Regions from separate parts of the Homo sapiens genome. Here region 2 is linked to region 1. The links are chromatin loops, found by intact Hi-C in ENCODE. Cell type or tissue: ascending aorta. All regions are shown on one strand. Each heading gives the region's core, and the rest is flanking DNA. Links, peaks and the distances in the headings are about the cores only. Region 1 overlaps FOXP1 (forkhead box P1). Region 2 overlaps FOXP1 (forkhead box P1).

Region 1 (16,299 bases), core at 5,016-7,515:
TTTTTTCTTTTAAAGAAGAAAACCTGTAGGCCAAGAATACTTAGACTTAGACACACATATATAAAGCTAGCAGACAAAAATATGAGCATCAAACTCATCCAATCTCCACCCACTACATTTTAGAGCGGGGTCCCCAGCTCCCCAAGGGTCTGGGGCCTGTTAGGAACCGGTCGGTAAAGCAGGAGGTGAGCAGCAGGTGAGTGGGCATCACCGCCTGAGCTCCGCCTCCTGTTGGATCAGCAGCTGCATTAGATTCTCATAGGAGCAGGAACCCTATTGTGAAACGTGCATGAGAGGGATCTAGGTTGCTTGCTCCTTAATCATCCCCAACTCTTCCCCTCTCCTGGTCAGAAAAATTGTCTTCCACGAAACTGGTCCTTGGTGCCAAAAATGTTGGGGTCCACTGTTCTAGAGGCACATTCCAGGGTAGAGTCTTGGAGAGTGACAGAAGACTTAGAAGGGAGTTTCAAAGAAGGAAGAGGTGGCTAATGGTTTCAAGTGGCTTAGAGAAGTGGAGGATGATACGAAGATGGCGAAGCAAAAGGGAGATCCCCCATCCAACATCAAATACCTTCATCCTTCTGCCCTCCCTTCTTTCCTTCTGAAAATAAGAGGCTGTTCACTTTCTACATTCACTCTGAAACCTGTGTCTTCCAGGCTTATATTCTTCCAGCACCAACCTCCTTCTCTCTACCGCATCTCTACCGCCTCCCGCATTTTAGTCTATATATAAATATACTCAAGGCACTCAGACCAAAACTATTCTGGGTTACTCTTCTATCCCTCTAGTTCCCATCCTGCAACCTCTTTCCTCCATGCAGCTAAGCTTTTTGGAAGGGTCCTGTCTCTATGTTTCTACCTCTTACTTACAACTCTGCGTTGCAGACTCAATGCTTATGGCTAGGACAGTAGTTCCTCAACTCTGAAGCCAATCAGAACAAAGTCCTTCGTCCGGGTGCAGTGGTTCACACCTGTAATCCTAGCACTTTGGGAGGCCGAGGCAGGCGGATCACGAGGTGAAGAGATCGAGACCATCCTGGCCAACACGGTAAAACCCTGTCTCTACTAAAAATACAAAAATTACCTGGGCATGGTGGCGTGCGCCAGTAGTCCCAGCTACTCAGGAGGCTGAGGCAAGAGAATCGCTTGAACCCGGGAGGTGAAGGTTGCAGTGAGCCGAGATTGCGACACTGCACTCCAGCCTGGTGCCAGAGCGAGATTCCGTATCAAAAAAACAAACAAACAAACAAACAAAAACCCAAGTCCTTCACCCAGATCCATGAGAGGGGCTGGGGCGGAACCCTGGAGGCAGCATTCACAACACGCTGGCGGTCCCTGGACACACCTGGTAACACTGCCAAGCCCAAGAGACCAGAGGGTGTCTGTCACACCTGACATGGAGGCCACTTTGAAAATTCTTCCATGGCTTCCCTGATAGCACATCCTCTGGTGCTCAGCCTGATTCAAAAACCCTTCACTCCCTTGGTATTTTTATTTTTATTTTTATTTTTTTGAGATGGAGTCTCGCTCTGTCGCCCAGGCTGGAGTGCAGTGGCGCGATCTCAGCTCACTGCAACCTCTGCCTCTCAGGTTCAAGCAATTCTCATGCCTTAGCCTCCAGAGTAGCTGGGATTACAGGTGCCCGCCACCACGCCTGGCTACCTTTTGTATGTTTCGTAGAGATGGGGTTTCACCATGTTGGCCAGGCTAGTCTCGAACTCCTGACCTCAGGTTATCTGCCTGCCTTGGCCTCCCAAAGCCTTGGTCTTTTTCAAATACTTCACTGTCTTCCCCAACCCATTCGCTGTTGGTGTTCCTCAAGGTCCCCTTGCCCTCCACATATACTTCACCTTTGCCTACTCATTGATGATCACAGATTGGATCCCCAACAAGCCCTTCTCTCCTTTACCGATTATTTCTACCACTTAAGTTCATCAGGCTCCCAAACTCAACATTCTTTCCTCCAACCTGCTACTTTGCCTGATCAGGGAAAGGTCACTGTCAACTCCTTTGATGTTCAGTCTTTCATCAGGACCTGGCAATTCTTAATCTTATATATTGAATAAATTTTTCCCCTTTCTTTTCATCACCACTACGATCATCCAGCTGTCATCATCTTTCTCCTGAAATCCTCAAAGAACCTTCAGCTGAACCACAAACACCATTAAAAACAAAAACCATTCTGATCAAGTCACTCCCTTGCCAGGAAAGCTCCCCAAGCTCCCCCATTCTAAAAAGAGTCTCAACTCCTTTGAATGGAATAACAGGTCTCCTGTATAATTTCCCAGACTTCTTTCCTGCTTCCTCCTCCACGAACCCAGCACTTTTCCTAGTTAGTTGCTGTTTTCCAAACATACCTTACTCTTTCATACCTACATTATGCTATTCTCCTCCTCTTGGAGGCACTTTTTTCCTACATTGACCTGAATTCCTATGAATGCTTTCAAACCCAGTTCAAATATTACCTTTAAAAAGAAAATATTTCATTCTAGCCGGGTGCGGTGGCTCATGCCTGTAATCCCAGCACTTTGGGAGGCTAAGGTGGGTGGATCACAAGGTCAGGAGATCGAGACCATCCTGGCTAATATGATGAAACCCAGTCTCTACTAAAAATACAAAAAATTAGCCGAGTGTAATGGCAGACGCCTGTAGTCCCAGCTACTCGGGAGACTGAGGCAGGAGAATGGCCTGAACCCAGGAGACGGAGCTTGCAGTGAGTAGAGATTGCACCACCGCACTCCGGCCTGGTGACAGAGCGAGACTACGTCTCAAAAAAAAAAAAAAAAAAAGAAAATATTTCATTCTAAAGTACTCGAGATGCATTTTATTTTTATGCTGACCAAAGGTCAGGTTCATTGCAATATGATAGTGACCAGATGGCTCTCCGCTCAGGCCAGGAGTACCCCATTACTGCTTCAGTAAAGCCTAATAGTACTGGATACTTAGGAGTCACTCAGCAGAAGTTTGCTGGATGGATGGATAGGTGGATAGCTCATGGGCAATGGAAGGATGGAGAGTCTAGGCTTGGATAATCACGCTCCCTAGTATGGCAGCTGGTCAGTGAGTTGCTAATTTCTTCCTCCTCATAGACTAAGGAGGTGATCAAAGAAGAAGAAGTTGGAGATTCTGAATTTAGAGGAATTAAGATTAACGAGTTGTACCATCTGTATAGTAAAAGAAGAATCAAATCATCTGCTGAAATCTGGTGAGGATATAGCAGAGGCTCAAGGGTGGTGGTCAAGTTCTAGGATCATCACTGTAGTGAATGAGAGGACTCTAAAACCATAAACACTGGGATTGATGAGCCCATGAGGGATTGCTCAGTTACGTCTAGGATGCAGAACTGCATACAGGGACTCAGCATGGTTTTGGGAGAGCTACCAGCCATACTCATTCCCTTAGGAAGAAGAGTAGATGTGATCGTAGATGGAGTTGGGGGTTGCGAGAGCCACTGCAGTGGCAGAAGAAGGGATAAGGGAGGGAGAGATGGTATAGAGGGTACTACTGAAATGGCTACTTATGGACTCTCTGCTGGGTGTGGAGGGATGTGGATACAGGACAGTGATTAAGTACAATCCGCACAAGTGATGGGCAAGAGGCAGAGATGGGAAGCTGTGATCAAACGGAGGACTGGAAGTGTCTCAGAAAACATACACAGCAAAAAACCAGTGAGACTGGACAAGCTTCTAAAATTATCCAGCAAGTCAAAGGGAGAGGGCCCAGCACCCAGCACAGTGACACATAGTAGGTGGACATTTGTTGAATAAACAAATCAATGACCAGATGGGACAGAACCATCCCCTCACCCAGTGGTTCTATGTGAGTTGCCAGCATCAAATTAGAAAATAATCACAGATTAGCACTGTAGGCCAAGGACACCCGACAGACTGGTTGTTGTGACAAGGTTATATTTGACATTATTCTAACATGATAATGTAGGCAATGTGTTTAAGAGAATTAGAAATACTCAGCTACAACGGTACCCAAATCTGCCAGGACTTGGCACATCACAGTCAATATTTTGAATGAGTGAATGAGTGCCTAAGTGGATGAATGAATGATAGAATATACATGACCTATACAATACCTGCAATAAAACACAGCCACCTTCAAAACCACACTCAAGGAACAATATTCACAAAGCCAGACTGAACAAGCAACATTGGATAAGGAGTTAAGGCATCTTGTTTCTCAAAAATTTCAATGATACAAAGGCACTAGCTGGGAGGCGGCAGTGTGAGAGAAGTAAAGATGCCTGTGATTCTGTTGCCATGTTATTCCAACACATTTGCGGCATAAATGCTAAGCTGTCAATCCCCTTTGCCTGGATAGCCACAGTTCAGAAGTGGCTCAATCTGATCAGCAGTGAGCTCTCTATTTAATACCTCTTACTTCATAAACTACTAGTGTAGCTCAATTCTCTGAACAACTGGAAAGGAAACAGAGCTGATAAGAGAATTAATACTTTCTTCCCAAATCACATCATCTAGGATAATAAAAGCATGTTAAACAAATAACTCTTAAAAGAAGTAGGAGAAAAACATTTTAACGTGAAGCTCTAAGCGATACTGATGTTTATAATTATGACGAGGAAGGAAAAAAATTTCTGAGCTGTCATAATTGCTAATGCTACGGATTTGTTCCCTGTAGAATTCTGTAAGATAAACAGAGATTTGCATATTTTGAAGGTATTTTGTCTGTCTGTTAAACACTCCTGTTACTGTAAAGATGTTTTTCCTTGCCAGAAATAGCTAGCGATTTTTCTCATCTCATTTCTAGTTCTCTGCCCACTTGCTTTCCCCTCCCTAGGTTTTGGGAGTTCTCCCTCAAATACTAATGGTGGAGGAAACAAATCTTTTGAACAGTGGAGACATGAACAGAAACCCAATCACATCTATGGAAAGGAGCTGGATATGAGGACATATTAGTGCAGAGGAAGAACGGGTGCAGCAAAGAGAGACTGGGCACGGGGGCCCAAGACGGACTGAGAAAAATCATGTCTTCAGATATTTAGGCAACACTGAGTTTCAGAGGGCTTACCAAAAAAAACTTTCACTTTCTAGAAACAAATGGTAGCTTTGCAAGCTGAGTGATGCCAAGTTTTAAACAGCCTGGTTCAGATTCAGGAGAGACAGGGGCAGAGAAAAAACTTCTGAGACACTACTTCTATTTTTACAGTCACTTTGCTTAGACATCAAGGGCATGGGCACTTTTTTGGCAGCCTGTGCTGCTGGACGCCTCTGAGGAAAAGAAGTTGAAATTACATCAATTGAATCTTCCCATTTCCTAGAGCTAACTCAAGTCCCTCTGGTTAGGAACTGGTGTGTCTTGCTTTGGCTCTTGAGGTCTGAAATGGTAACAATCTTGGGCTCTTTCTTGCAGGGGAGGCTGGGATTCTTCAAAGTACAGATCCTTGTTCTAAGCCTAGATGGATGAGGCTGACATCAGAGCATTGCCTTTTCAGTTTGGGCTACTTGCCTCAGGCCCAGATGTGACTCCTGCCAGCCTCACTGCTCAACTCCACCCGGCAGCCATCCTGAAAATGCCCGTCACCTATGCAAGAGCCTCTTCCAGGCACAAGTGATGGCAGGGTCTACTCTGGGGGTCCCTATTGCTTCCCGGGGTTCTCTCTCTCTCTCTCTCTCTCCTGTCTCTCTCCCTCTCACTCCCTCCCTACCCCCTTCTGCATCTCATTCTGGCTCAATCTCTTTCACTCTGTCTCACCCTGTCACACAGTCTCTTTCCCTTTCAGTTTGCCATCTTCCTCTTAGTATCCCTTTCTCTCTGCTTGTCATTTTCCTCTCGCAGTCTTGCTCTCCACCTCCATCTCACATCCTGTCTCGCTGAGTCTCTCTTTTGCTCACTCCCCGCACGCACTACCTTGCTCGTTCTCAGGCTCCCTGCAAGGGCACTAAGTGCGCTGTTCACCGGCCAAGAAGAGGGATCCTGTACAGTCACACTGGTCAGACTGGGGTAAGAGCCAAAGCACGCAGGATGTCAGACGGCAGCTGACAGTCCCCTCTGATGACAGGGCAGAGCGCACAGGACGACTCTGGTTTGGCTGTGGGTGGGGAGAGTCATTTTGGTCTTCGTGGTAATGGCGGTGCCGGGCCTCCTGGACCACATGAGAAGGCTGGTGCGGTTCTAGCGATGCAGTGGTTCTCACACTCTTAGTCATCCTTCCACTGACACACAGTGGCTCAGAGCCCACTGCAGTCCCCTGCTCTTGTCTAAGTCTGCCTTTACAGCCCCACAGGCACGCGACCATGGTGACATCGGGCAGCTTTTATGATCCTCATGTCTCCTCGGATCCCCTTCCCACACAACTCTAAGATTCGGAACACAAATAGCGTTTACGTGAAGACCACGACCACAGGGCATCAAAAATTACCGTGTCTTCCTATTGGAAGCAACAGAGCCCTCTGATATAATGAGTCTGTAAACATACACTTGTCAAAACAAATTGAAAACACTCTCCCGCCAAAGAAACCCCCCAGAAAACTATTAGTCAATTTGAAATTATTCTAAGGTCCAGCTTAGTCTAGAGCTTATCTAACGGTCTATTGAGTTCTCAGTAAGTCATGTGAAAGGAAGTCCTATGATAACATTTCCTGAGACTTCTAGACATTTGATTAAGGAGTTATAAATCTTACAGTCTGACTTGTCACAAGCAGAGTGAGATTACACCCAGGGCTGTCAAGATTAAGTAAACTTGTCTTGTTCTCTTACAGGTCTTTCTCAGCCTTATACCATAGATTAAAGATTTGTTTTGAGATTAAAAAATGGTTACCATCATGCTCAATGTTTTTAAAAAAAAAAAAAAACAGTCAAAGGAGTATAAAGTGACAATTTTCAATCTTCACATCCTGAAACGTATTTACCTGCTATTCATCGGCAAGATTTTAATAAGCAGTAAGTAAAGAGGAAGGAGGAGTGCCTTCTGGGCTAGTCCAAAACTGTTGCCAGATTAATTCATTACAGCTAAAATGAATAACTATATTAAATCGAAGAATGTGTATGACTATGCAGCTCCCGATCTTCCAGTAACCAATTCCAAGAATGTGGTGGAATCAAATCAATATCATGGTGGGGCGGGTGGGGGGCGGGGGAGGTGTCCAGAAACCTCTTTGCAGAAGCCCCTGTCAAATTATATTGCTAATTTTGAATTGACACATTATTCTAGGAATGACCAGCAGTTACCATCAGCAAACCTGTGGAGACTGAGGTTTGAATCCAACACATCACGGAAAGAGAGGATATTTAGGGAGTTCTAGGTCACTGGGATGCTTCCTCAGTTTAGTGACAAGAGATTTGGTACCTAAGTGGAGAACTTACTGTTTTCAATTCTCTATACGCACCGAAATTATTGGGTTAAATAAAGACATGACAAGCCATAAATCAACCTGCTTTTTTTTTTTTCCTGTGGAGTTTTTACTCAGGTGTACTCTAAATGTGCATTAAACTGCAGCTCCATTAAGCAGTTACAATGAAGGTAAAGGGCACAAGGCTAAACACCACAGGACCTTGTATGGATCTCATAGCTTTAATGGAATCAGGTTTTTAACAACTCTTTTTTCGTTAAATACAGTCAGTGTCAGGAAGATGCGTCCCACTCATAAAGCAGCGCAATGACAATGTACAGTGGCACTAACACAAGGACATAGTTCATCATGACATTTCCAGCAATTCCCAACTGATTAGGGTCATTATGTTGGAGGTCTGATTTATGTTGTCATTTCCTCTCACCGATCCTGCATCAATGAATCTTAATGAATTGGTAAATAAGGGTGAAGATTACACTCTATGACACTGAAACATTCCTCATTCTCAACACCCGAGATTTATGTAGCCAATTAGTGACTAACAGAGAAAATTGGCTGGCAGAAAAATAATATTCTTTATGGTACAAAATGGAAAAAGCTTTCTCGTTGAAGGGCAATGCCACAGCAAAAGTCCATAAAGTAGCTTGATATGTGGAAACACAAAAGATGTTTAAAATGTGCTCTAAGAGGGTTTCCTAGTAAAATGCTTTTACTGTTGGTTGTTTTTTTTTTTTTTGATGTCTCATTTTTTAAAGGTTATTGGTTTAATGAGCAGACCTGTATTTTATAAAGGGGGAAAGTTGGCCTTTTAAGGGGAAAGAGTTAAGTACACCCCTATATTATACAAATGCTAATGCTTTGTATTTACTGGGAGAATGGGAAAAATAAGCAAAGACGACACCAGTTTTTCCCCCAGTTTTAGCCGAGATACCAGTTTCTCCTGACTTCTTGCAGACAGGTAGCCATAATGATTTGTACATAATCAGAGAACATTAAAATCTTTCATTCTGATTAATTACTAGTAAGTGTACTTAAAGTACTGAGCATGTTTCAAATACCAGAACTTTTTAATTTAAAAAATAGCCTAATCATTAACACAGAAATCACTCAGCTTACTAGTATTATTTTACATTCACCTGTTCCTGACCTCATTATAAAACCAGATGAAATGACTGTCATAAACAGGAAAAAAAGGTAAAAATTCCCCAATGAAACATAATTCAGAAAATCTTGGCTTCACCTAGTGCTTGAAGCGTAACCCTATGGAGTGTGTTCATGAATGCAAAGCATAGCTTCAGAGTCATTACTGCTTAAGTATATACTTAATGTTGAATACTGTCAGGGAAAAAAAGGGTTCTCAAAATCCACGTATTTATTCAGATTTCATCATACAGGCTCCACACTATCCTTGTAGAATATGCAAATGGGCCGTGTCTCTTTCTTTCAGCTGTTTTCTAGTCAATGTCAAGAATGGAGCTTTGAAATTTAAAAAAAAATAAAATAAACGCCGGAAGTTGGATCAGCTACAATGGGTTCTCCGTACCATCTCCTTAAGGTACCCACTGTCTAGTAAACAACAACAACAACAAGAGCTAATCTGCACTGACAGAGGAGCCCATTCTGTTCAGTTCTGGAAAGCTCCACGGCCACTCGAGTATCCTCCTTGAGGGTTACTGCTTCATCTAGGACTTAGGGATAATTGTGCCACTTCTGTCAAGCTCAGATTATCTCAGTGGCGCTGCAACCTCCAGGACTCCCTGGAAACTTGCTACTCACAATTAGAGCTCCTAAGGCAGCCTCAAGTTCTACAAGGTGTGCCAAACAGCAGGGCTGCAGGAAAAGATACCAGCAGCCAAAGCAGACACCACTGGGGAGGGGTGGGTGGGGGATAAAGGAGAAAAAGACAAAACAAAACCTTGCAAAGGCCGCAGGCTTACAAGAGCGTCACTGTGCGGCTGTGAAGTGTTCAGAGATGCCAAGCAAACTGTGTAGCTTTTCAAATGGATCGCTTTCTTTAAAAACTGCTGTTCTTTGAACCAATTTCTCATAGAACAAATGCAGTGAAATTCTAAGGGCATGTGGTGCTCCTGACTTCTGGTGCCAAGAAGCCTCTACTTACATAGCAGAATGCCTTGGGCAGACAAAACTGCCCTCAGAGGTAGTACTGTGTGTTCAATGCCCATGAATGATTAAAGTCTTTAAAACCCTCCTCTACCTGGAAACAAAGGAACAGGAGGGGGTTAAATGCATCTCCTTTACCTATGACAGTAAACAGATAGTATTTTAAAGTGCAAAGTGCAACTACCATCCAAAAAAGAATAATTAAGCACAAATATATTAGTAGTTAATCCGTAGCTAAAAACCAACATCTAAAGTCTGCTAAGCCAAACCTGTGAGTAAAGTAATACTCGGGGAAGAAAGAAAGATTGGTGCATAAACTCAAGAGTACAGGGCTCACTGTGAATTCTCAAAACTGGGAAGAGCCAAGAGAAAACTCTACACATGTTTTATTTTAAAATTACTATTTGATACTGATTCCAAAACGAAAGTGTTTTGTAAAATATTTTCACAGTAGGTGGCATCACTTATCAACTGTAGGAGGGGGGTGGTGGCTTGAAGCATTTTCCTTTATTAAGTTATCAAATAATCATTTAAATGGCTTTCACACATTCTGTTCCATTTGAGATACACCTACAAGTAAGACAGGCTTGCCAGAGAACGGGAAAAAATTCCAGTAGAGTCTGACTATCCAGATACTTGTTTTTCCCTCCGCTCTTTAATCATAAGAAGGGGAAAAAAGCAAGTTTGCAAATCTACTTTTTTTGTTAAGTAACAGATCATTTTGGTGAAAAATCATGTTTCTGCAGCTGACAGCAAAAGTCCCCTTTTCTTTCAATGAGGACAATTTGGTTTAAAATAGCTTCTTTACTTAAATGAACCATGAATCAATTTTATACATCCTGACAAGGAAAGATGAAGATGTAGGCTTTAAAACTCAAAAAATAACTAAACATAAGCACAGTGATGTTGAGACATGATAGCACCTGCAAACATGCTTCCTTCTTGTTTTGCATTCAAGAGAAACAAAGTGAACTGATTCTCCTTTTTACCTTATAAATACAATGAATCAAAAAACATGAATTCTGATGCTACAAATAAGACAGAACCAATCCACCTATAGCTACCTTATAGGAAAAAAAAATAGGAGAGATTTTCTAATCTTTCAAGAGAGAATTACTATAATTTATTATAAATGTCCAAAGAGGGGAAAAATACACAACACCAACTTGTTGACTCAGTGGTTATTTTGGAGAAACTATGAATTCTGGACACTTCAAATTTCCATGCATTAGGCAAAAAACATAAATGGACTACAAGCACTGTTTATCAGGCAACATTTTTAAACTATAAAGTTAAGACAGAAAAATTCCAGGGAAATATAAGTTAAAATAACGATGAAAGATGAGTGAATAGAAAAAGCCTCCCTATTTTTCTTTTTCATTATGGTGCATAAATAATTCTGGTAGATTCAACTAGATTATGGTCTATGGAGATATCAAAGAATGTAGGGTGTCAGGACCTAGATTCCTAGAAATTTAGAACGAGGGGAACAGGCAATTTGCCAAAGGGCAAAGAGTTCATACTTCAACGTTATCTCCTGTAGGAAGGCCACATCCATTTCCTGGGTGATCCTTCAATTGCATGTGCAAAGAATTATGTACCTAAGAAAGAGTTATACAGCTCAAAGAAGAACTGGTACTTGGCCTATTTCAGCATCGTCACCTGAAAGGGATTTCTGGGGGTTGTCTGTCTCTCTTGTCAGGTCACATCTGAAGAAAGAGCATGTGTTTAAAAAGCTCATTTGGAAGGGGCTAGGTGGCTTAGCAAACTGAGATAATATAAAAAGAATCTGATAGTATCAAAATAAAAGATGTGCCACTATTTATTAATAATATCTCATCAGCCAATTTCACATGTAGTAAATCACAACAATTAGAGAAGGGAGGGGAAATACATTTCAGTCAAGTGCTATCGATTATCAGTGGCTGGCACTCCTTGAGAGGAAGATTCATAGGCCACAGTCAGGCTTGCTGAGAAAAAGTACTGTGATCAATTAGCAATGTCTGCTATGAGAACTGACAGAGAGGAGAAGCAGCACTAATAATAGTTATTCTACCCATCTGCTAGCTGTCACTCTACAGGACCCCTCAACTGATGCTCCATGTCATCTCCATGGTAGTACACAAAAGCTACAGAAATAAATAATGATGTCTTCTTTACGGCAGGAAGCTTATTCACATCCATAGATCTCAAAAAATGAAACAGAGAATAGAAACTCCGACAAAAAAAACAAAAAGAAGATAGGGTCAGGGCTGGGTGTGGTGGCTCATGCCTGTAATCCCAACACTTTGGGAGGTGGAGGTGGGAGGATCCCTTGAGTTCAGGAGTTCGAGACCAGTCTGGGCAACACGGTAAAACCCTGTGTCTACCAAAAATACAAAAAATTTAGCCAATTGCAGTGATGCACACTTGTAGTCCCAGCTACTTGGGATGAAGAGGGAAGATCTCTTGAGCCCTGGCAATGGAAGTTATAACGAGCTGAGATCGTGCCACAGAGCAAAACTCTGTCTCAAAAAAAAAAAAAAAAAAAGCAAGAAAAATGGGGACCAGGTGCAGTGGTTCTCTACAATACTACTACCACCACCACCACCACCACGACTACTACTACTACTACTACTAATAATAATAAAAACATAAGCTAGGTGTGATGTGCCTCTAGTCCCAGCTACTCTGGAGGCTGAGGCAGGAGGATCGTTTGAACCCAGGAGGTTGGGGCTGCAGTGAGCTATGATTGCACAACTGCACTCCAGCCTAGGCAACAGAGTGAGACCCTATCTCCCCAAGAAAGAAAAGAAAAGAGGGAAAGAGAGAAAGCGAAAGAAATAGAAAGGTAAGAAAGGGAGAGAAGGGGAGGGAAGGCATGGGAGGGGAGGGAAGGGGAGAGGAGGGAAGGGGAGGAGAGAGGAGGGGAGGGAAGGGAAATGGTTTCCACTTTGTATCAAGAAAGGTCTATGGTCCAACTCATAAAAAACTGAGGGAGCAGGAGCTGAGCTTCTGTAAATCCACAGCTTACCATGATTGAAAGGAAGGTTAAAGCAGCTGCTATAGTTTTTTTTTGTTTTTGTTTTTGTTTTTTTGAGATGGAGTTTCACTCTTGTCACCCAGGCTAGAGTGCAATGGCGCGATCTCAGCTCACTGCAACCGCTGCCTCCGGGGTTCAAGAGATTCTCTCACCTCAGCCTCCTGAGTAGCTGGGATTACAAATGCCCACGACCATGTTTGACTCTTTTTTTTTTTTTTTTTTTTGGTATTTTTAGTAGAGACAGGGTTTCACCATATTGGCCAGGCTGACCTCAGATGATCTGCCTGCCTCGGCCTCGCACCCCCCCAGCTGGTGCTATAGTTTTATACATTGTATTCTCTGATTCCTGGGGACCCCAAGAAGGACAAAAGAGGATCAGGACTTGTATATTTTTGGAAAACAAGGAAGGCAGCTAAGAAAACTTTTTAAAATGCATAAAAGTGGAATCAAAAAGAGAACTTAAGACCTTGGTAAAATGGACATTCCTTTTAGCCCAAATCAAACATCATTACATGACAGAGAAATTTTGCTCTTTCTTCGAGGGTTTGTGTTCTCAATGTTCTCTGGAATTGCCGTTATTATCTGGGGTGGGAGGGCTGCTTCCAGTCCTGGTTTTTATACAACCCACACTGACCTTTGGTGGTGCAAACTTACTTCCAGACTGTTCAGTAGTGATGTTTCTCGCATGCCCATTTGGGGAGATGGAGGCAGAAGGGTATATCTTCAATGAAAAGTCATTAAAATCGCTTTTACATGTTTAATATTATAAGTAAAAAAAAAAAATAAGAAAAGTTTAAAGCATTAAATCAAAAAACCAAAAATCTTTTTGGATAACCAGATTATTTGCCAAATGGCTGTCAGGGACAAACACCTCAAAACACAACGGAGTAAAAGGACACTAACCATTCATTATATTCCAACTCGGAATTAATCCAATCAGCACACTCATCCTCCACCACTGGAGATCATCCGACAAAATGGACAAGCCAAGAGTACCAAAGACTGTCCTTCCAAAACATGTCCTCTGCCTTCACCCTTGCAAAAGAACTGACAATAAAATATGGGTGAGTGGGGGGAGGCGAGGATGCTCTTCAAATCCTTGGAGGCACAAGTTGCACCGCCTACAGAAAGTTTCGTCACCCCAAGGACATCCCCAAGAACAACTCTTTGATTTTGTTCAGAAAATGGGTGTGCTGTGGGCAGAGATGGAGGCTGTCCTCTCTGAGGTGTCTGCAAAGAAATGTTTAGTGCAGATGAGTCTAAGGCATTTTCCTCTCCAGTTATGCACAGGACAAAAGCTAACATTTACATTATTCCTCTGTGAATGTTCAAAGAGTGACATTAGGCCAACTGTGGATAAGATGATTGAAAATGGAAGCACTGTATGGAAAATATCAGGCAGTAATCATATCCAGGAGCCAGTGGCCCAGAGATAGAAACACCCTGAAAACCAATTGATACTAATGAATCTGCAGCTTCAGGGCAGAACAGGGCAGGAGGAGGGGTGAAAATTTTAAGCACTTAACAAGTAAGTGGGCGCATTTCATGCTGGGTACTGATCTTTGCCAGGACCCAGTCTTCCTATGGTCATCTCACATCTAATACCCTGTCCCTTGACTTCTGAAGGACCAAAAAGTAAAGTGAGATAATATCCCACTTGAATGTCTGCTTTTAATGGACAATGTGACAGCTATAATTTCCATGTGCTCATTCCAGTGAAGGCTTCCATTTATTCTGATGGGGAAAAAAAAAATCTTAGCAAAGCGACTGTAGATCTAAGTCCCCTTGGATTTTAAGGACTGGCATGGATGTTTAGGGAAAAACTTTTTGGTGTATAACTCACTTTTCTGTAGGGGTTGGGGTTACTGAAAATTTACAATTAAAATTATGCTTTCCCTAGATCATCTATATAATAAATAGAATGTAGGAAAGATGTGGATCTTTAATGAACACCGATTACGAAACCTCTAGAAAAAAATTAAAGACTCTTTTTATAAGCCAAACAACATTGCTTTGATTTGGCAACCATTGAATCTTGACATCTTCGGTTGAAGCTATGACATTTCTTACCTGCCTTTATGTAGTCAACAAGCTTCCTGAAGTCAGGGAGCCCACCACGCCTAATAAGGCAGGGATAAAATCAGTATTTGTTAAGTGATGTACATTCATAGAATGTTTCTCTTTTTTTTTTCTCTTGAAATGGAGTCTCACTCTGTTGCCCAGGCTGGAGTGCAGTGGTGCAATCTCAGCTCACTGCAACCTCCGCCTCCCAGGTTCAAGCGATTCTCCTACCTCAGCCTCCTAAGTAGTTGGGACTAAAGGTGCGTGCCACCATGCCCGGCTAATTTTTTGCATTTTTAGTAGAGATGGGGTTTCACCGTGTTAGCCAGGATGGTCTCTATCTCCTGACCTCATGATCCACCCGCCTCGGTCTCCCAAAGTGCTGGGATTACAGGTGTGGGCCACCGCACCCGGCTAATATTTCTCTCTTTAAGAAACTATACTTACACAATACTGTAAGGTAAATTCTGTACTAGGTAAAGAACATATATTAGGAGAGTATCAAGGAGACAAATGCATCTATTTACCTAAGACAAATGCCCCAGTAAGAGCCTGTGGCTCCAGGACCGCATGTAACAATTCTTGCAAATAATCAAAGCCCAGGATAAGAGAATCACCTAGGAACATTCAAGGAATCCCATTCTCTCCTCTCTGCTGACCTATGCTCATGGAATCATCATAGCAGATGAGCCAATATTTACTGGCATCCAGGTCACAAGCTGGGTATAGAATAGAAACATTTTGCAAATCCAAGTTCTCTAAAATAGTGGGGTAGGTGCTATATTCTCAATTTGATTAGGAAGGGCAGGATGTTGAAACAATGGAAGGGATTACCTCTTTAGTGTTTCCCATGTAGAAATATTTGCTGTGTGTGGCTTCATCCCCAAGTATTTCCTGAGCCTCTGCTATGGGCCAAGTTCTCTGTAACATGCTTTCATTGCAGTTCTCGATTGACTTTTTGGATAAATCTTTGAGCTACCACCCTCCAGCACCCACGATCTACCAGTCATCCTGTCTACAGAGATATCATGTAGATTCTAGAGCTTCATTGTCCCACAGGCATATAATGAGAGCCACAGAGGCAAGCCACATGTGTAATTTTAAAATTTCTAGCAGCCACGTATAAACAAGCAAAAATGGCTGGGTGTAGTGGCTCACACCTGTAATCCCAACACTTTGGGAGGACAAGGCAGGAGGACGGCTTGAGCCCAGAAGTTGGAGACCAGCCTGGGCAACATCGGGAGACCTTATCTCCACAAGAGACAATAAAAATCATTAGCTGGGTGTGATGGTGGTTTCCACAGTCCCAGCTACTCAGGAGGCTGAGGTGGGAGGACAGTTTGAGCCCAGGTGGCTGAGGCTGCAATGAGCCATAATCCTGCCACTGCACTCCAGCCTGAGTGACACAGCGAGATCCTGTCTTAAGGAAAAAAAAAAGAAAAAGAAAAAGAAAAAAATAAAATAAAAAAGAAGTAGTGAAACTGGTTTTAAAAATACAATTGGGCCAGGTGCGGTGGCTCATGTCTGTAATCCCAGCACTTTGAAAGGCCGAGGCGGGCAAATCACGAGGTCAGGAGTTTGAGACCAGCCTGACCAACATGGTGAAACCCCGCCTCTACTAAAAATACAAAAATTAGCCAGGCGTGGTGGTGCACGCCTGTAATCCCAGCCACTTGGGAGGCTGAGACAGGAGAATCACTTGATCCTGGGAGGCAGAGGTTGCAATGAACTGAGATTATGCCACTGCACTCCAGCCTGGGCGACAGAGCAAGA
Region 2 (16,299 bases), core at 6,857-9,356, 63 kb before region 1:
GCACAGAGGTGTCAGAAGCCTGGAGAGTTCAGGGTCCTGCCAGAATTTGGGCTTGGAATGGTGCAGGGGAAAACAGAGGATAAGCTCTTTTCTAATGGGCAGAGGCCATAGCATGAGTGGTAATTCAACATCATCCAAAGGAACTTGATTTTAGTGCCCAAAGGCTAGTTGGACATCTAGAATTTTTGAAATGGGCAAAAAAGAAGACAAAATCTCTATGATTCTGACATGCTTCCATACACAGCAAGGAGTCCAGGAGATAAAAGGAAGGAAGGTGGGCCTCCTAGGCTGCTCAGGTCCAGCACACCTGGGCAACCATTGGTCCTGCCTGCCACACTGGGCCAGGCTGGCTAATCAGGACTGAAAAGCTGGTGAACAGTGCATGTCCTGACCACGAGGTGACTAAAGAAAAGCCAGTTTCAAGGCCTAGTAAAAAGAAAGACTGCCTGGTTCAGAGGGTACAGGAAAAGCACAAGAGAGTGGAGGAGCATACACTTCCAATGCAGAGAAGCAAAGCAGATGATGCCACCTCAGGTTAATTAAATCAAGTGGCTTCAGGTCTGGATCTAACCTTGGCGGCAAACCACCAGGAGAATGTTGATAGGACAACCAAACAGGTATAGATTTTCAAACATGTTTTTGGAGTGTTGGAACACAGAACGAAAAGAGACTGCTGAGAAGGTTCAGGAGAGGGAGGGGATGGAGGAGAGAATAACACAGAAAGGACTTCTCAATCTTGAATGCCTCCAAATTTGGAATGCCTTTTTAAAAATAGTCTTTTGGATCCAAGAACAAAATCACACCAAAATATTAAAAAGATAAGGCAGTGTGAAAAAGTTTACTCCTGAAATGACTCTTAAATACAAATTGGAATGTTACCGACATACCTGCCCCACAAAAAGGTGAAAATTAAAGTCAAATCATTAAATCTGAATATGGTTGTAAAGGTGAAGAGTTGTAGAGATTTATATAACTTTTAGAACACATCCTTTAACCTATTGATTAAATAGGAGAGGAAAGGAATGCCAGTAATATCCAGTGTACTGCCAAATGTCACACTGTGAACCCACAGCATTAAGTATGTAAATCTTCTGATACCAGGTTGTTCCTTCACTTCTTTTCTGGCCTTTCATGAAGAAATCTTTGCTAGTTAGAGGCTAGTGATACAAAGTTGGGCTAAGAAGCTAGTCAAGGTGCCTGTCCTCATGAAGCTTCTATTCTAAAGTGTGGAGGGAGGCCAGGAGTAGTGGCTCATGCCTATAATCCCAGCACTCTGGGAGGCTGAGGCAAGCAGGTCACCTCAGGTCAGGAGTTTGAGACCAGCCAGGCCAACATGGTGAAACCTCATCTCTATCAGAAGATACAAAAATTAGCCTGGTGTGGTGGTGTGTGCCTGTAGTCCCAGCTACTGGGGAGGCTGAGGCGGGAGGATCGCTTGAGCTTGGAGGGCAGAGGTTACAGTGAGCCAAGATTGCACCACTGCACTCCAGCCTGGGTGGGAGGGTAAGACGAAAGAAGGAAGGAAGGAAGGAAGGAAGGGAGGGAGGGAGGGAGGGAGGGAGGGAGGGAGGCAGGGAAGGAGGGAGGGAGGCAGGGAAGGAAGGAAGGAGGGAAGGAGGGAGGGAAAGAAAGAAAGGGAAAGAAAGAAAAAAGAAAGACAGAAGAGAGACAGAAAGAGTGAGTGAGTGCCTGAAGGGGAGAAGTCAGGTAGTAGATCAATAAATAAAAGTGGTAACTGCAGAGCCTGAGCTTGTTAGAAGACACAAGTAGATGATATAATAAATAGTGCCCAGGGAATGTTACCCACTTACCTGCAGAAAGGGAAAGACAAGTTGCAGACAAAGTTAGGAGGCCCCTGAGCTGTCCCTCTGAGGCACTCATCCTAAGGTATGGATGACAAAGACACTGCCATTTAGGCAGGGGTGAGCAGGGATCATGAAACCAATGAGAGCTCAGTAATCAAAGCATGTTCCCTTTTCACTGTCTGCTGAATGCTCTGCTCTAAAACTTTTCATATATGGTACAGGCAACAGAGAAAGTCTTCATGTAAATAACATAACAGAAGTAAACTAAAAGGACTCCAAATTAACATACAGATAAACACAGACTGAAAGGTAAAGTCATTTGACCTCTGGAATTCTCTTTCAGCCCACAGACCAAAAAAAAAAAAAAAAAAAGGTAAATGGTGATCACAAATCCTGATATGTTACGTTGTCAAAGGTTGGCTTGAATGTGGAAATAAACAGTTGAAAAGGGCCAAGCAAGGTGGCTCATGCCTGTAATCCCAGCACTTTGGGGGGCCAAGGTGGGTCATCACTTGAGCCCAGGAGTTCGAGACCAGCCTGGACAACATAGGGAGACCCCTACCTCTACAAACAATACAAAAATGATCTGGGCAAGATGGCGCATGCCTTTGGTCCCAAATACTCTGGAGGCTGAGGTAGGAGAATCCCTGGAGCCCAGGAGGTCGAGGTGCAGTAAGCCATGATTGCAACACTGCACTTCAGCTTAGGTGACAGGGCGGAACCCTATCTCAAAAAAAAAAAAAAAAAAAAAAAGTTGAAAAGTACTTCAAAATTAAAAGAAAAACAACGCATGAAAATCAGCAGAAACTGAGAGTAATGTATAAAGGACCTGCTTCCTGATTTCACGTTTTTAGAAAACTGTAAAAGATTGGAGAGAATCCAGAGAAGGGCAAGTAAAATGATTAAGAGGATGGAAAATGGAGCCTCCGAGGAAAGGTTAAAAGGGTTATGATGGTTTAGCCTGAAAAAGAGAAGGCTAAGGGGTGACTTAATAACTGCCTTCAAGTATATGACAGGTTATTACAAAGGAGATGCCAACAAGTTATTTTCTATAACAAGAGAGGACAGAGGAAATTGCCTTAAATTGCAGCAGAAGAAAGAGAGCTAGCAAGTGAATTGAGTAAGATTCAAGAGTAAGTTCCTTGACCGGACCCAGCTTCATCAAGGGAGGCTGGCGAATTTCTCTTCCTGGAGAGCTTTTTACACAAATAACCCATTCTCTTTGATTATAAATAGCCCTTACTGGGTACAGTGAGGTGGAGTTGAGACCAACTGACCTTCAGCAGTCCTTTCTATGATATTTCAACTTTTGGTTCATAAATGCAGGAAGGCTTTACTAATATTCCATTTCCTACCTTACAAGAGGTTTAAAAAAAATCAAGATCTAGGAAGATCCACACACAATGGGTTTATCAATGATAATACTTTATAACACAATAAAATGGATGCAACTTTTCCACTGATTTTTTATGACAATAAACATAAGCAAAAGAAGAACTAATTAACACAGTTACGCTCATAAGAAAAATTAGCCCAAATGTAAGACAGCCACAGGTCCTGATTCTGCTGAATTACAGATTAAGTGTAGAACTGTCATGCACATGTGCTAAATTCAAGCTGAACACAAGGATTCTGTTCACTTCCTTCAAGAAGAGGCATTTACTGCAGAAGGCTCAAGAACCAATAAAAAAGGTAATTTCGCAGTATCTCCACTGTGTCCCAATCAACCAAAGGGCCGAAGGCAGCTCCATCCTCACCACGCTGTTCTTGCCACCCGGCTGGTTTTCAATTGACACTGCCGTGTATGTATTTCTTTTTTTTTTCCCCAACTTGGGCCTATTGGGGTTTTGTAAAACACTGCAACTCCACACTAGCCTGTTGGTCTCTGTTTGGGCTGTGGTCAAAGGTAAAGGATGATTTACACTCCTAGAGATAACTGGTCTCAGCATTGGCTCTAGGTGGAGGTGAGGATTCTAAATGCAAGAGAAAATTTAAGGTAAGAGGGAGCTGGTCAGGTACTGGGAAAACTTTGGCCACTGGGTTGTTTATCTGTGGTCCTGAAAAGTGATCCTGAAGAGCAAATGCTGATAATCTTGTGAAAATCAAGTGATAAACCACTGTTGGCGTTAAGTGAAAACAGATATTTCCACTTGAGTTCCAGAGAATTCTAAAACCCTACTACCCCAAATGGTAGCAACTAGCCACATGTGGCTATTTAAATTAATTAATTACAATTAAATAAGAATAAAGAAGTCAGTTCCTCAGTTGCACTCACATTTCAGGTGCTCCATAGCTACATTGGCTAGTGGTTACCTCATGGGACTGCACAGATAAATCAACAATTCCATGACCAATGCACAGCATTTTATTGGGCATCTGTTCTAGAATACTGAAGGCTGAGACTTGAAAAATCAGCCAGATAATTAATACAAATGTAGAAACGAAGGCCTCCACAGAGAATGTTACTTGCTCAAATAGTTAATGATCATCTTTCCCCCAACCTCATACCAATGTAGATTGAACTACAGAAGCCTGAGAGAGGTCAGAAGTCACTGAGTCATGGGGGCCTTAGGAAAGACCAAAGACGGGAGTGACTGAACTTAAGGAATTTCCCAGGTACAAAGCATAGAGTATAAACATATTCTAGGAGTAAGATATAGCATAAGCAAAGAGAAGCACTAATCATTTTTGTGGGTTTCTGAGTCACACGTGCCTGACATTTTAGAAGGTCTAAGAAAATGTAGAATAAGAATGGGAGGATAAATTGAGGCTTGCTTTCCAAGGTTCCCGCTTCAGTTCCCTATTCCTTTGTAACAAACTATCCTAAAACGCAGAAGGCTTAAAATAACAATTTGTTTTTTCTCAAAATTCTGGGGATTGGCTGGGCTCAGCTAGGCGATTCTTTGGTTGGGGTAATTTATGCAGCTGCATTCAGCTGGTAGCTCATCTGGGCCTCCAAGATGTGGGTACTTCAGTTCTTCCTGTCTGTCTCTTTCTCTTTCTCATCCTCCCTCCTCTCTCTCCACGTGACCTCTCATCATTCAGCCATTTGGCCCAAGCTTCCTGACACAGCAGTGGCAAGCATGTTCCTACAGAACAAAGAGAAAGCCACCAGGCTTGGAACTGGCACAGTGTCACTTCCACTGCATTCTACTGCCCAAAGCAAGTGAAAAGCGCAGCTGCCCAGAGTAAATGTGAGAAGGCACTTAGACTCTACCTCTTGAAGAAAGGAATGGAAAAGAATGTGTGGCCACTTTTAATCCACCTGATTCCCTGCATGTCAAGCAAGAGAATTTAAGCTCAATTTCCTAAGAAACAGGGAGCAAGACAATGATGCCATCAGAGTTGTGCTTTACAGAGAATAACCAAATTTTGATGAGTGGGATGAACAAAAACAGTGGATACAGAGATCTGTTAAGTGGTTATAATTTTAGCATCACTTAACAACACATTCAGATGTCCTTAGAGGGAATGGGGAAGTCACAAGAACCACTACATAGATAAAAATCAACAGTGATGAGCACCTATAACTGAAGGCACTGGAGAGAAACTGAGCCAACATTCCACATCACAGCAACTAAAAGAAGGATGCATTATTCACCCAAAAGGGAAAAGCTCCCTTAGTATAGATAAGTTTCAGTTCTGGACCAATTGAGGAAAAATCCCTACCCGCAGTTTATGTGCAGAGTCAAAAAGAATAATGATAGCCACAGGCCAATCGAAGTAGACACCAAGCATACAGCCAGATGTACCTTAAGTGCTTTTTAACCTGGTTTCAATCATCACTTACAATTTTTTAAAATTCTGCTGAACAGGTAGCTCCTCTGAATTAGAAAGTTAAACAGCATTTACCATTAGCAAGCCATTATTTGGAGAGCTGAAACCATATACTAAATTACAGGGTATAAGAGATGCTTAGCTAACTGAAACCTGGCCAAAATACTAGGACAAATGCAACTAAATACTAGCCCAGAATTCTGATTAACCACTGCTTCCCACAGCCTTTGTTCATACATCTCTACTGATATAAGCATTGTCCATATGATCCTTTTAGAAGTTTTATTCTGACTGAAGGGGGAGCCAGTACCATTAAGACATCCAATGTTAAGATGGTTAAGACTTTTTGAATAACTGCCCATTCCAATCCAATATCTATTGGGTTCCTACTATTTGTCAAGCACCAAGGATATAGCAGAGAACGTCATAAACAAGGTCCCCACCTTATTGGAACTTACATTCAGTGGCAAAAGTCAAACTGATAGAGACAGGAGGCACAGAAACTTAGACAGGGGCAGGTGTCTGGTGAAGCCCCACCCATTGTTACTTGCCAACATGTGGAAAAAGAACCCAAAAAGCTTCCTTTGGAACATAGTACCCCTTTATCCACATATGTTAATTAATCAAAGCCCACAGATTAATGAGGTAGGAGACCTTGTCTACTGATAGTCTAGCTACTGGGTACTTGAGTTGAAGGCTGATCTCTTCATTTTTATTTTTTACATTTGATAAAATCTTCCCGGTAGCATTTATTATTCCAGTTACGGCTGTCATCATTTTTCCAAGTACCATCATATGTCTTTCCCCATTAGAAGATGTATCAATGCAACAGAAAGAAACTGAAAAAAGCAAGCTGGTGTTCCATCTAAAATGTGTTTTCTGTAATTATATGCACAAACAAATACAAACTAGAAAGAAAACGGACTTTGAGTTAGAGAACTTTGACGGTAACTAGGATTGGTTTCAACCAAAACGATGCACGTGAATAACAGTTAAATTAGTGGATCTGCTTCCCAAATCTTTTTTTCCAGGCACATCCAGGGTATGTCTTTAACAGTCCTGATACTTCAATGAAAAATTGAGGTGCCAATGATTTATAGGTGAAATTAATGTTAAATACTTCAAAGGAGTGGACAAATAAGTCAGCAGCAAAAATTTTATGAGTTCACTTCCTTCAAGGGAACTTAGAGAGCGGGATTTTATTGCTGTGAATTCTGGTCACCCTTTCTACCCCTCAGCATCTGTTTGAAATATGTAGTAGACAATTGCTTTTTTGGCTGTGACTCAGGTGGTGGAAACACAGGACAAACAGACTACTGTATATAAGCTTTCCTCCAGCACTGAAAAATTTTATTAACTCTCTTGCATAGCAAACGTGGCGGCTGCTCAGTGCCCAATCTCTGCAGCATTATCAAGGAATTTGGCTAATTATGAATCGTGCTGGCCAAGCAAGAGGTGACCATGTTGAAACTTGTCAACTCGATATTTTCTCACATTTCAGAACAAGCAGGGAAACAACAACAACAACAAAACCTTATATTCTGTTTAGTTCATCATTCCTATGTGTAAAATTCCAAGTTAAATATTACATGTGAGCTTGCTACATAAATATGTCAGTCTTGCCACCGAGGCCAGCCAAAACAAACAGTTTCAAGCAGTCCCACAGTTTAGAGCGGTAGAGTTTTCATAGAAGCCATGCACTTGCCCCCTTTTAATCAGTTTTTTAAATTTTTCTCCCATGACAATAGAAAAGTTAGAAAGTAGTCCACAGAGAGTGTGGAGAAAGGGCTTGCTCTCCTTCACAATGGCGACTGTGAGAAGATCAAGGGCTGAATGTCTGCCTGGCAGAACATGAGTCTGTCTGTAAAATTCTGCACAGACGAAAGCTCAATCCCATGCCATCAGTCCAATCCCCAAATAAAGAAACAGAGTTGGTTCCAAAGTAATGAGTAGCCTATATAATCAGATGGTTTCTCTTCCATGTTAGGGCTAGAAATAAACATGGATGCTACCTACAACTTAGACTGCTGTACTTATTTATTTATTTTTATTTTTTATTTTTTTTTGAAACAGAGTCTTGCTCAGTCGCCCAGGCTGGAGTGCAGTGGCGCAATCTCGGCTCACTGCAAGCTCCGCCTCCCGGGTTCATGCCATTCTCCTGCCTCAGCCTCCGGAGTAGCTGGGACTACAGGCGCCCGCCACCACGCCCGGAGAATTTTTTGTATTTTTAGTGGAGACAGGTTTTCACCATGTTAGCCAGGATGGTCTCGATCTCCTGACCTCGTGATCTGCCCGCCTCGGCCTCGCAAAGTGCTGGGATTATAGGCGTGAGGCACAGCGCCCGGTCCCGACTGCTCTATTTAAAGTAATGAAAGCACAGTTGGCTCCAAAGGAGAAAACACATTGCTAGAAACAGTGAATGGAATTTGAACAGAAACTTCCCAATATTAATTCCCAGAGACTAATACATTTTTATAGAAAGTCTATTCACAAAAGGGGAAAGATTATTTTCACCAAAATCTTGTAGCTAATCTCTTCACGTGTACACATTTTTTAGAGACCTGTTTTATGTTTTCTTATAATAAATCTATTGACCATTTTTTCAATGAATAAAGCTTACTTTCTCCCTTCATTCGGAAACTAAGAAATGTTTTATCATACAACCAACAGCAAACTTTCTTTGAACTTCAAATCCAATGTCCCCCCTCTTCCTACATTCCAGCGCATTATACTTGAAATTATTTGCCTCCAAAGTTATAAAGAAAAAAGAGAGTAGTTAAGATGACCAGAGTTACAACTGTTATTTTCTTCCTTAAACCAATTTACATAGCCCTTAAACAAATTTACATAGCCTTTTTCCTAGCTATCCCAAAATGTAGATTCTTCAAGGAATATTTCAGGCATTTAAACGGAAAGTGAACTCCCATGAATTTTGGCAAAAATAATGGAAACAAGGACTGAAACAAAAATATCCAATAAAACACTTTCTCTTTCCTGAAAGGGATGGAAAGGAAATAAAACACACCCTGAAAAGAAGATGATTTTATAAAACGTTACTAGGAATAGCTTTTACCAAATTGAAAGCTATTTTTTTGTAAAAAAAAAAAAAAAAAAAATCAAAACCTGTTTCCCAGAATGACTTCTCTAAAATCATCAGCAGCTCACGAATGTTTTTGTGTTTAATGAACGTTTACCTCATTTAAGCTTTCTTTATATTCAAAAAATTAAGGAGACCAATTCTGCCAAAAGGCATTTTTAATCATTTCGAATAAAAAACAAGTCAGTCACAAAGGACTAACCAGACATTTCAAAAGTGGTAATAATTTTTTCTTAGGTGTGAGAGCTGGTTTCGCTATATAAAAATTTCTATTGAAATGTTTGTTTTAACTAATGTATACCTTCCTTCCATGGGAGAAATTTCTTCGAAGACAGAAGTTTCTTGTCTTAATGGCTGGTTCTAAACCCCACCTTGCCTTGCCTTAAATTTGCCATGTGGTCCATGGAGGCAAACTAGGAGGGGGACAGGTGTCGATTTAAGCCAAACAAAACAAAAAAAGAAAAAATATGGCCAGAATGGTCTAGACATCACCCACCCAGAGGCATCCGAGACAACCAGAATGCCACATGGCATGCCACGAACCACTTGGAGGTCTGTGCAAAATTCATAGGTGAGGCAGGCAACAGGCTCCATCAGCCACCAGTCCAGGTTGTAGAATGAGAAGCAACGTGATCATCAAGTAACTGTGTTGCTGGTGGTAACAGAAGCACCACGTTTGAGCAACTGAACTCAATCTTTCACTTTGTATGAAGACAGAAGGCTAAACATTCTCACTGGATTGCTTGACATTAAGAAAACAAGTTCCCCAAAAGAATGACTCCAGGTTAAAACATTAGCCAAATTCTGGTGACCAATAATATCTTGGGAAGTAACAATCACTCTGAGAAACACTTAAGAAGACAGCCCAATACTTAGCGCCTCCTTGGCCCACTTGCCATTTTCTGTGTAGTATGTGCAGGGAGTCTTCCAGGAAAATGGGGGCACAGACACAGGAAGAAAAGGCAGCCCTTGCCTTCAAGGAGCTTACAGTCTTATGAGAGGAAAAGACAAGTACATGAGAGGAACACAAGCAAGTGGGGGGTGACAAGAGCCGCTAGCGTGACCATCACAGAGCCATGAATCATTAATGACACCTGGAAACCTGTTACGGCCCCCATCTTCCAAAGATTCACGCAGTTCCATTCTTTAAACTTTTCTTGAACTTTCTGTGTAATTAAACACCAAATTTGGCAACCCATGCTAATTTTGAAAGGCACTCCCTGGGAATTTAGTAAAAAGTTTAAACAACTTGTTTACATGTGTTTGGCCCATCTGTTTAAACTTCTTGTTTATTTTAATAGGAGCAACTCTTGGGTGCAAGCTCCTTTTGTGCTTGAGACCACTACTGGCCTCTTCTCCAGCTCTGTTTCCCTAATCTGCATTCTAAATCTCTTCTGTAAACAAAACTTGAATAACAACTTTTTATGATAAATGCTGAACACCTCCAAGATGACTGCTGCAAAATAAACTACTTTTACAACCAGAAAGCATTCTAAACACACAGAAAATACTTTTTTAATGCTGTCCTTTTCTTAAAAAAACAAAAAGCAAAAACAAAAACACACACAAAGAATTTTATTTTCTCTGTGTGTGTGTCTACATATATATGTTCTTGACGATCCTTCTGAATTGTGTGCATTCCCATCATGCTCCAGTGTTTTTCCAGCCCCGTAATGCCCTCACTTTTGATTGTGGAGATGATGTTGAAGTGCACAGGGTATTTACTGATCCGGTTATCTTGTTCTGTGACAGGCAGAATCAATCAATCAAGAGGCCAGCTTTGCACTTACATATTCCAGGCACATCTCCGCACTTCAGGATACGAGATCACAGTGTTATCCAGCCAAATTTGATCAACAAATGCAGTTCCCCTGTGCCACAGCAATCTCAGATGAAGATGTTATTATGTGGAACTGAGCAAAGTGATAAAGACAGTACAGCAGAGCCTGGAGAAGCCCGGCTGGACCGCACTGACAGCTTTTATATACGAAGGCGGTGATGTCCCTTTCTTTCAGATTATAAAAGTTCCCTTGATTTGAAGAAAATCACTCTGGACATATACAGGTGACCCCCAACCATTGCGTTTCCCCATCTATAACTAAAATCCTCAAGGAAGAAGCAACATACATTAGTATAACATTGCAGGCAAAATCCTTTAATAACAGGGCAGTATTTAAAGCGTAAGAGAGCACGTGTGAATTTTCAGAGAGCTTTTCTGATAGTTTCTTGTTGATGTTGTTATTATTATTGATTATTATTATTTGGTGAAAGCTAATGTCGGAAAGATGAAAAACATGGTTTTAGAACTTAATCAGTTACAAATAATTTTATTTATATCAAATCTCTGACACTGTGTGTCAGTGTCAATATTTTAAGTGGATCCCAAGAAAGTCTTAAGAGGATGTCTTACTGCACCAATAGCTTTCACTTCATTACTGCCCTGCAGTTATTTTACATTATTTAATCCCAAATCCCATCTTTTGGATTCTACCTTCCTCTTGCATTTTAAATCTTTAATGGGAGCCTCTGGCGGTCCATGGGTACAATGATTAGATACCTGCAGAGAGAAACTGAAAAATTAATCGTGGTTTCCATTTTATATTTTTGTATTACACTAAAAATTACTTACTTGTAGAGCTAACTTCTACACTCCTGCAATATGTTCCTTAACATTGCAAATGCTGAGAATGATTTCAGATAAAGCATGTCCAAACTGAGCCAGTAAACAGCCTTAAGTTATTCTTTGAGATTTGTATGCTGGGTTTTCATCCAAATTTCATTTCAAATAATTTTAATTAAGACGCATTTATTGATAGAGGTTTGTTACATGTGGCCTAAAACCAGGGCAAGAGTACCCCAGGCTAATCATAGGAATGACGTTAAAATTGTTTATTATCCTTTTATGAATTTTCCTGCTTAAATTACCGAATTTCGCAACTCTATGCAAAATGTGAAACACTGTAACCACATACAGTTTATTATAGAAACTGATGTATGCATTAATCTGACCTTTACCTAAATACCTCCTTAACCACAAGGAATGAGTTTAAAAGAAAAAAAAAACAAAACAAAGTCAGCTATCACATCATGAGTACCATCAAACTGCTAAATCTATTAACTTTGTTTTCTTTTTTCACTATTATTAAACTGGAAAGAAAAATTCAACTGGAAAATTGTGCCTTGTCGGTTCCCTTGTCATCATGTAATAAGTATGAGAAATATATGTGCAATGGCCAAATGGCCGGTAGACAAAACACCCACTCTAAGTGACGTACTGTTTTCCATACCACTCAGACAAAATCAAAACAACAGAACTGCTGCAAACAAAAACAAAATAACATTTCCCATCAGCATTCCAGACAGAAAATTTACAGGAAAAGAAGCTGGGAAAAGAACCAGAATGAAATAACTGCTCATACCTCCACTCTTGGTAGAGCCATTTCTTCAGACAAACAGCACTTACTTGAACAGTGAAATGTTTAACAATTGATAAAATGTTTGCCAGTGCTGGAAAACTTTTTTCCCCCGTTTTTAGGCAAACATTTGCACTGTTTAAAGTGATGAAGTACTTCTATAGAACCAAGGGGCCTAGATTTTTCTTTTTTTAAACAGGGGAAACTTAAGATAAGGAAAGAGACAGGTTATAGATGGGTACAGAGGTAACTTTGCGATTTAATTACTTCTCCTTTCACAGAGAAATAGAGAAGAGTTTCTCAGTGCTGCTGAGCCCGCATGGGAGGAGAGCGTAAAACTCACTTGAAAAAGTGAAGATGAGCTCTTTTTACAGCTGAGTCACATTTATGTAACTTGATTAAGGTGCCAGCATCCTGGAAGTTACTGGATCAGGGTTAAGCATAGATACCTGCTCATAAACTGAGGTGGTGCCGTGACTATCAACAGCTGTATTTGACTATTTCATCGAGTCAGTTTACAGTGTCTCCATCACAGTGGACGCCTGTCAGCTGCACTCTTGCTAACACAATTCCTGTGTTTTGCCTGGCAGTAAATGGACGCCTCTGCCCTAGCGTCTTCTAAACAACTCCGTTAACATTTGCCCCCGAGCGTCTCTCTCTTTGTCCAGTCCCTGTCTTCTAACAGATGTCATCCAAGCCTAATCAAGCATAAAATGGTCATAAATATTTCTTTCTGGTAGATTTCACATTCACATTTCATGCAGGGACATGATATTTTTCTGCTACCTCCAGGGAGAGCCTAATGCAAAAACCAGTTACTTACATTCTAGCCTCATGTTCCTTTAGTAAAATGCAGAGCATGTTCTCAGTTCAAAGACATAAAAAGGTGTAAGACTTTATCTTCTGGCTTTTGTTTAACTGCACCTTTTATCTTTCCTTCCTCCCCCACCGCCCCCCGCAAATGTATCTTCATCTTATAGTTTATCCTGATGCATTAGAAATGTTCTTTTGTGCCTGAGAAAATATAAAACAGGGTCTAAAATGAGCCCATGTCTACCATATTTCAGTTACTTTAGGTTTTCAACATTAGGCTCCTTAATTACTGGCTAAAAAATTACTGGCAAAAAAAAAAAAAAAAGATTTTTTGCTCAGATATGTAATTCAAATAACAAGCTATTTAAAGAGTAGATAAGAAGAAGGCTCTTCTATTTTGGTTCATTTTACGCACAATTTTGCAACCTCCATCATATTTAGTTAAAACGATGGGATGAATCGAATGTACAAATTTAAGTTTCATGCCAATTAGCATTGAAAAAAGAAAAGATAATCACGAGATAGGCCCCATTTCCAATACTTAAACTTTGATCAAGCAGGGGGAGCTACTCCAGATAATTAATCAGCCTGCTTAATGAGAGGAGAACTGGTAATCAGCACAATCGTATTTATCTTCAGCAAACTTAGTAAATAATGAGTCTTAATCTAAAATAAAACTGTCCTAATAATACTTTCAAGGCCATATGTCTGTGTTTCTCTTTCCTATCCCTTTTGTCAAAACAAAAATCTTATATTGCTATTTAAAGTGAACTGCAAAACACTTAGCGGTATATATCACAACAATGACGCTCCCCCCACGCCCTCACTCCGTTGAGCCTAATATTTGATTACTGCTAGTCAAATCAAGCTTTCAGGCAAATAATCTCCATTTTTAAAGTTAATGAGATATGGTCATGTCGACAACAGCTTGCAGAAACTTTTAATTTTAATTCCTGCAGGCTGTGCTGGCCTCTTTTACAGCAACTACTGTATGAATGAGTCAAATTTGCCAACATGGCTTATGTAGACAAGTGCACACTAATTAAAAATACCCACTGGTATCATAATTTAAATACCATGAAAATAAACTGTGAAAGTCGCTCGGATCCAGTCTTCATGGTTTCCTTGGAGTGTGCTTCTTTTGACTATAGGATGTTTTATTGCTCGCGTATTCTTAGCTGAAAACCATTTTGCATCTTTGAGGAATTTGGGATTTTGATGTAATTATACAATTTGTGTTAATATTTGTTTCGCATAAGCTGTTAAGCAGGCCTCCCAGAACGACCACTAATTGAGAAAACCATATTGCTGAGGCATGCGGCAAATTTATACTCTTGATTCAGCGTCCATCTACAACTTCCTTCCATGGGGCCGTCTCTTTCCTCTCTGAGCTCCAGCCACAATGAATTCAAAATAAAAACACAGTTGTTTTAGTCCGTCTTTCTTTTCTTCTTTTTGTTTGAGTTTTCACTCTTTATAATATCTGTACTTTAACTGGTCTTCTTCCAAACCAGGAAGGCGGGCATGATTCTTCACCTAAAACTAACTGCAAAATGCTGCTATAACTTCTTTTCAGCCATCCATCCATCCAGCCTTCCATCCATTCATACAAATACACACTCACTTTTTTTTTTTTTTAATTTAAATAATTTTTTGGCTAGGGAATTTCTGAGTCTGCCTTTGCTGGGATAAAAGTACATTTTATACAGGGTAAAAAGTTGGCATCGTGAGGGTTAAAGCTATTTGAGGGGTTAAATATGCAATTACCGCTCACTAAAACCAGAGAGACATATAGATAAATAGAAGAAATGAAGTCCCCAGGTTCCCTTCAGAAGCCTCCATCACATTACTACCAGACAGAAACTCTTTAAGTACCATTTTCAGATGTTAAATCATTGTTCGCGCTGCACATATTTTCGCTATTCCTGGGGGAACAATATCTGAAGAGAGCGTGCTAACAAATGCAATCCCGTAAACAGGCATTTTTCCTCTTGTTGTTAGTACCTTTGTATTCCCGCTCCCGGCTCTGTCATCCATGGCTTCTCTCTGCTTTGAAGTTAAAGTACTGAATGAGCAGTGTCATCTATTATCCAGAGTGTGCATGTAGATTATAAATAAGAAATAAAAGTGACTTTCAGTACACTGCTTTTGCATTAGCAAGTTGCCTCCTCTCTTACCTCCTCTGTCCTTCATACTTGCAACCAACAATCTATTAGCAACCTGAATTTCAGGGTTTCTTTCAGAGGGAGACACAGACTGGAAAATGTGTATGTAACAACGTGAAAAGTTGTATTGACACACAGGGCTGGGGTCTGGGCCAGGCCTCTGCATTCACCTTTTCTATCTTTAACCCTATCTTACAGATGTCCTTCAGGACGTGTGTCTGGTGATGGGACCGGCTCTTCATTTACATTTTTCTGTTGACAAACAGAGTCCATGAATATTAATTATTCTGAAGTTTATTTGCAGAAAAGGCACTTTCTAATCCTTATCAATTATTTATTAAAAATCTCCCCCACCTAATAATCTCATTAACATTATTATACTAAGGCCAACAGCAAATATTCCTTTGATAAGTAACAACCCAACCTGCTATCCTTCCTGCCAAATCTCATGTAGCCTCCTTTGCTTAATCATGGATATCGTGGCTTTTGTTTTCTGGAAGCTCGAGGGTAGTCCTCCATTACTTTTTTTTTAATACAAGAAAATTCACAAACAGTGCCTTTTGTTATAAAATGAAAAGTTTCTGATACATTACACTAAAGGAAAAGAACAAAAATCTTGGAAAAATAGAATATGCCTGCTTTTTAATGCCCTGTTGGTTATGTGCAGAATTACTCAACAGAAATCCCAAGGAACTAAATCCCTGCAGTCCTACAACAACATGAAGGGTCTCGAGGGAATCCATCGGGTTTCAAAATATGTGAGAGTCTCAAAGAATGTAAAGCAAATGAAAATCGCATCCAATAATGGTGACACCTACATTTATGTAGTGTTTCATTGCTTACCAGGCATTTTGACCTATAACACTTCACTTGCTTCCTCTAATACTCCTCTGAGGTGTGCAGGGCAGTTATTATTAACCTTATTTTACAGATGAAAAAACTGAGGCTAAGCAACTGCCTAAGGTCACCAGGACAGAAGGCAGGAGGGCAGGGACTCCGAATCCTAGGTTTTCTCACCAAGAGTTTTGCATCCCACCTTGTTGATTGGTCCTGTGTTCAAAATGAGGATTTCCTTCTATCTTCCTTCCCTCTTCCTTCTGGATTCACTGTTGGTATTTTTACTTGTTGCTGGGAAATTTCGTTAGCTGCCTGGAATTCCATTTTTAAAGGGCTGCCCTGCCCACTGATTTGTGAGGTACCACCTTCCCCCAAAATTACTGAAGCGCCAA

Evidence for each region. Hi-C counts contacts between places; a loop is a spot of excess contacts. Peaks named below come from ENCODE experiments on the same cell type or tissue, not always from the same donor. Only the 100,000 strongest peaks of a DNase experiment are listed, where the experiment ranks them.
Region 2: it touches region 1 in a loop (2.5-fold over the local background); 3 of 110 quality-filtered maps call a loop at or near these places.

Annotation. Positions count from the first base shown.
Region 1 is chr3:71,220,924-71,237,222 of GRCh38, forward strand. All of the region lies in intron 5 of FOXP1 (forkhead box P1), which reads right to left. Among named protein-coding and RNA genes, the nearest start is that of FOXP1-AS1, 61 kb to the right of the region's middle. RefSeq lists enhancers at 5,544-6,044, 7,238-8,882. In ascending aorta, for the core only: no CTCF peak of the experiment used is centred there; DNase peaks (open chromatin) are centred at 5,218, 5,489 and 6,008; H3K4me3 peaks cover 2,163 bases; H3K27ac peaks cover 2,500 bases.
Region 2 is chr3:71,156,570-71,172,868 of GRCh38, forward strand. All of the region lies in intron 6 of FOXP1 (forkhead box P1), which reads right to left. Among named protein-coding and RNA genes, the nearest start is that of FOXP1-AS1, 130 kb to the right of the region's middle. RefSeq lists an enhancer at 111-816 and a silencer at 9,158-9,307. In ascending aorta, for the core only: no CTCF peak of the experiment used is centred there; DNase peaks (open chromatin) are centred at 7,206 and 7,842; H3K4me3 peaks cover 1,843 bases; H3K27ac peaks cover 2,500 bases.